Regions from separate parts of the Homo sapiens genome. Here region 1 is linked to region 2. The links are chromatin contacts, found by Hi-C or POLR2A ChIA-PET in ENCODE. All regions are on one chromosome and are shown on one strand. The core of a region is the stretch at or near the end of the contact, and the rest is flanking DNA. Distances in the headings are between cores, read along the strand shown.

What was found. Hi-C counts contacts between places; a loop is a spot of excess contacts on that map. ChIA-PET counts read pairs that join two places held with the same protein, here RNA polymerase II (POLR2A). Pooled maps may share reads with other maps.
Region 1: a loop to region 2 is called in a map of astrocyte of the cerebellum, with 5 times the contacts of the local background. The contact joins two enhancer-like sites. A Hi-C loop is called at or near these places in 5 of 168 maps with a recorded cell type or tissue (CD4-positive, alpha-beta T cell, PC-3, PC-9 and 2 more) and 2 of 50 pooled maps. POLR2A ChIA-PET finds 5 or more read pairs at or near these places in 5 of 52 experiments (A549, AG04449, AG04450 and 2 more).

Annotation. Positions count from the first base shown.
Region 1 is chr2:225,090,119-225,092,818 of GRCh38, reverse strand. No RefSeq gene overlaps it. Among named protein-coding and RNA genes, the nearest start is that of DOCK10, 49 kb to the right of the region's middle. Within about 2 kb of position 1,323, at least 3 of the 41 ENCODE cell types and tissues checked have a DNase peak (open chromatin) inside an H3K27ac peak, as active enhancers do.
Region 2 is chr2:225,036,674-225,039,389 of GRCh38, reverse strand. All of the region lies in intron 1 of DOCK10 (dedicator of cytokinesis 10), which reads left to right. Among named protein-coding and RNA genes, the nearest start is that of DOCK10, 4.4 kb to the left of the region's middle. Within about 2 kb of position 1,434, at least 3 of the 41 ENCODE cell types and tissues checked have a DNase peak (open chromatin) inside an H3K27ac peak, as active enhancers do.

The DNA of each region.
Region 1 (2,700 bases), core at 74-2,573, 54 kb before region 2:
CAGTTAACAAAGAAAAGTTTTCCAGTATATAAGAATATCACCTGATAGGCCAGGTGTGGTGGGAGACCAAGGCGGGCAGATCATGAGGTCAGGAGATTGAGACCATCCTGGCTAACATGGTGAAACCCCGTCTCCACTAAAAATACAAAAAATTAGCCAGGCGTGGTGGCGGGCACCTGTAGTCCCAGCTACTCGGGAGGCTGAGGCAGGAGAATGGTGTGAACCCGGGAGGCAGAGCTTGCAGTAAGTTGAGATCGTGCCACTGCACTCCAGCCTGGACAACAGAGTGAGACTCCATCTCAAAAAAAAAAAATTCACCTGATAAATGCTGAAAAAATGATAGATTTAGAAAATCCACCATTTTTTAATCCTTAGTTAAATAATAGATCTAGACAATTACTGATATAATTTTTAGGGAGAAGTTTGAAGGAAATCTTCATAAGTGGAGCCATTTGCCAACACTAATCCTACTAAGAGTATTAACATACTCTCCAAATGTGCCTATTGCTTCCCTTGACATGATGCAACAGAAAGTACACAGAACAACCCAGAAAGTATTTTTCCTCCCCAAAATTTCTCCCGAATCTAATCAAGCTTCTAGATATAACTAACAGTTAAAACAGGATAAATAGCACCAGGAAAATGCAATCAGCCAAATTCATAATCTGGGACAAATAATATGGTTTCTTCAACAAATAAATATCCTCAATAAATAAGAGAGAAGGGAGAATTCTTCTTATAAACTAAAAGACACTTAAGAGACCTCTCAGGTAAATGTAGTATGAAGACCTTGATTAGACCTTAATTCAAATATACAACTATTAAATAATATTTTTGAGACATTTGGAGAAATTTGAGATGGATAATGTACTAGCAGATATTAAAATACTACTTTGTTAGGTGTGATAGTGATAGAAAACTTAGGTACTTTTTAAGGAGATCTCTGTAAATGAAACATAGTGATTTACTCATTATATGATATGACACTTGAAACTTGCCTTACATAACACCAAAACTGAAAAAAAAAAAAAAGTTAGGAAAGATGAAATAAGATTGGCAAAATGCTCTTAATTATTGCAATGGTGGCAACTCATTATTCCATCCTCTCTACTTTTGTGAAGGTTTGAACATTCCTGTAACAAAAGGTCAATGACACAATTTAAAATCAAGCATATGTATTGAGATTATTTTTATAATACAGAGTCTTCAAAGACTTTGAATATCTCTATAATCTGCGCAGTCATTATCTCAACATAGGAGGATGATTCACAATGAGTCCTAACCCTCCCGACCAAGAATGATTCCACAAGAATCTTGCATGAGTCTCCTCAAGAAACCACAAGACAATCCTGATGTCCACTGTCATCCTCATTGAGGTGTACATACAGATTCTGGTGTGTATGGTCCAGTCTTTTTCCAGGTTAGCTAATGCAAACCATCCTCACTGTCTCTTCAACAAAAAAAAAATGAGGCTGACACAGGAAGAACAAAAATCTGTGACCCACAACTGCACTTTTTAGGTTCTACTGTCAGTGGTCTTTTACACGAAGTTGTCGGTAACAGTTGAAAGGAAGAGAAGCTTGTATGGCTATTTCCTTTACATGCAACTGTAGTGTTAAATTTCACTGCCTGAGAAATGCCACTATGAATAGCAATACTGGACAAATAATGCTTTTTTAATTACTTGTTGATTCTATGAAAACATGTACAAGTGCAAAGTGATACTTGCATTTATGAACAGAGGTGAGCAAAGAGCAATATTCTTAAAAATATGTTTACCAAAGGAGTTGTAGTAGACTTCTAGCTTTGAGTCATGGTTTCATCAATCGTCCAGTTTGATGACAATGATGGTTCAGCCATGTAAGGGTTTTACCACGTAATACCACATGCATCTAGCCATTTAGTGGTAATCATCTGTCATCTGGTAATCAGCCGTAAGTGATCCCAGAGGAGAGGGAGATGAAGGTGGAAGAATTGCTTCCACTGAGTTTAAAATGAAATTCAGATAAATTGTTCATTTTGGTTCTCTTCACAGCATACATAAATCTACTATTCTAGCAGTAGTTAAAAATGCATGTATATTCTATATTTCACTAGACTTGAAAGACAAGGGTAAATTTCAATATCTTAAAACCTAGTTTCCAAACATACTCTTGGACAATGAAATCCTCATGTCTTTTGTTTCTCTGTAGTAGAAAAGGTTATAACCAAATCTTGACTAATTTTTCTAATGATGCATCAGTATCAGTTCCAAACATTTAATGCATAGTTTATAAAATAACTTTATACCAAAGCCTCCTTTTGTTGAAGGAGGTTTCATAATTGAGTAATCAGACCTCAAACATTCAAAGATTACGTTTATGTAAGATCTACGTATTTTATTATTGTTCTAACAATAATAGACTGTTTTTATCATTGTCCTAATAGTGAGAGACAAAAATATGAAAAATTCACTGTTTTGAGATGACATAACCCTATTGACCATTGGCAATCTCATAATTGCTGTCTTCGAGGCATTACAAATGAGAAATCAGGTTTGGAGTTACTGGATTTGGAAACTGGAAGAAGTCTTAGCAGGAAGGAGCCAGGCTTCAATAGGGAAAGTAGCATATTTATATTAGCAGTTCAGTAGAAAAAATTTCATATGTGAAACCATTTCTGTAGGTGTATAAAGGGCTGAACAGGAAAACAGAAGAGGGT
Region 2 (2,716 bases), core at 185-2,684:
CATAGAAAATAAATGAAAGACAACTCATTCGAAGATCAATTCAAAGGATCATGTCAAGTTCTCATAATTTCCTGAAATCTCATTCCTGATTGTTTCATAAAGCAAGCTTCTCTAGGGTAGAATTTCAGCCCGAAAATGATTAGAAACATTTGTCTCATATCAGAACTGGAGTGTTTTATTACATTGGTTGAATATACATACCATGTTGGCTTCAAAGTTGTAATGCCACTAATTAGAAATTCCTTTTTGATAAGAAGCTCATCTTTTAAAATGAATGAAGTGTATCTGTACCCTAGCATGAATTAGTTCATTTAGATAGCTTTCTATAATTCATTAAGATATACATTTAGGATTTGTGCACTTTTCTGCATATATATTGTATTTGAGAGCATTTCAAAAGAAAAGACTTTTTAAAAAAAGTATAGGTAAACTTTTTGCAAACACCCCATCAGATCTGTCACTTTGAGAGAAATGGAGTTTTATTTATGGAATGTTTTAGGTGGGTTAGTGCAATGGAAGGCTTCAGATAACCAGAAGGATGAGATCTACATAGAGTCAGATGATGGAAAGGAAGCATTTACTAGAGATCAAATAATCATTTGGTCAGTTTTAGCCCAAAGCCGTTCATCTATTTCCTAGACTGGAGCTTACCACTTTAGTTACATGCACTTTTAATGCCTTTATATTTACTCTATTATTAGACAAAAACTCCTTTGCAACTCCTTTTTAATTGTATCTAATTTTGTTATTAACTCATTTTAAAGAGAAAGCATCCTGCCGGAAGTGATTATACTTAACCAGGAGGTTTTCTCCCTTCCTACCCACCCAGAAAGTGTAAGGGGTAAAGAGGGGAAAGTATTTATTTCAGTAAATTCCATTTCCCTTCTTTGATGTTTCCTAACTCTTCAGACCTCCAATAATACCACTTTTGATATTTTAGAGAGCTTTGAGTAAGAAGCGGAACCTTTGACCAACCAAAGAGCTTTGATTGAGAAGTAATGAATATGTAAACATGTTTACGTGAGCGTGAGGAATTCCTAGAAGGAAGAATTTTCTCCCCTCTGAACTTGGTGGCATTCAAGAGTTGAGAGTAGGAGGGATTTTTTTTTTTTTAATTGAGTGGGGGATACTGGAATTTCCCAAAAGTCATATGCTAGATGCAGAAAGTGATAGCAAATGAAAGTGAAGCACTTGTTTTGCTGTCGCTATCCAGATTTAAAAGCAATATGCAATATAAGGGCCTGGTTGTTTAGCATTCACAGCACAGTCTTTTTATTTTGTTTGTGTTTTTTGCTTTGTTTTGTTGTTTGTTGTTCTGGACAGAGTCCTTTATGACAAGGGTGTTTATGGTTTAGCAGAAATCACACGGTTATGTTTTCATATGAGGAAAGTCCCTTGACCTCTTTGCCTGGAGAAGAAGTCAACACAAACTTAGTTTACAAGATCAAGTTTGAATGTTACTTGTGTGTCTGCCAATGTTTTTTATTTCTCAAGGGCATTGGAGAAATAACTTTGAAAATGAATAGTAACCACAAGTAGGTTCTAGAAAACTTCTAGAAGGATCAAAGGCTGAAAGAATGAGTCAACATGTATAGGTTTTGGCTTTTTCTCCACAACCAGATTCTCTAAGGCCTAGCATAGAAAAAGAAAGCAATAATGAATGCATTAAGGTAAATAATTTGTTAAGAATGTACGATGTGCCTGGCACAGTGTCAAGCATTCTATTTAATTCTCAGAGCAATCATTTGAGGAAGTTATTATTGTTGCAAAATACAGAGGAGGCCAGTGAGACTCATAGGGTTAAACATGTTTCCCTAAGTTAAGTAACTGATATGGGACATCCTCTGCATTTTGAATAGAAAACTGGAGGGGTTACCTTCCAGTTTTTTAGCTGCTTCTAAAAGCATCTTCAAATCGGTGGATATGAGTAGCTGACGTTGATTGGTGTTGCCTTTTGATCTATCCAAGATGCAGTTCTACCTAAGGATTAGGAAAACTGTTCTTCCCACTAGTGCTTCAGAGTACCTGTGAGAATTCACTCCAGTGTTCCCCTGAGGATAGTTGCAATAGCAGAGGCTGCTCCAGGTACCCTTAATTATAATAGATCTTCCCAAGGCAACTGGAATTTCAATAGTTAAGTCTTTAAAATATGAACTCACTCAGCCATCCCCATCCCACCTGTATTGCAAAGTCTTAAGAAAATTGTGAAAGAGCATGAGGTTAATCCTCCTGCAGTCTACTTCAAAACTGTCTGCTTCTCCATTCTCAATTGCTTACCCCACTCTCACATGTGCCTGAAATTCCTCAATGCATTGTGTGTCTGGGAGTATGTATTACCATTTAACTGAGTTGTGTTGGGATTCTTTTTTCACATTCTATCTTATTTGAAGGAGGGATCCTAAGTATCTTACAAAGATGCATGTGAGATGACAACAACAAAATATAGTAAGGGCAGTGAAAAGTAATATTAGCCAGAAAAAAAAAAACAGTATTAGGAAAGTTAGATGTAATCAGATGTAAGTCATTGGGACCAGTAAATAAAATACATCACTATTAAGTCCTATAGCTTTGTTAAAAATGCTTCTTGGTGACCAAGTCAAAGAGGAAAACACCATCAGCCATGAGATTTAAGAAGTCCATTAGATAAATGAAAACTTGCTCTAGACATATTCAGCATTAACTTATACTGAAACTTAAGAGACAAGATATTTTTTTC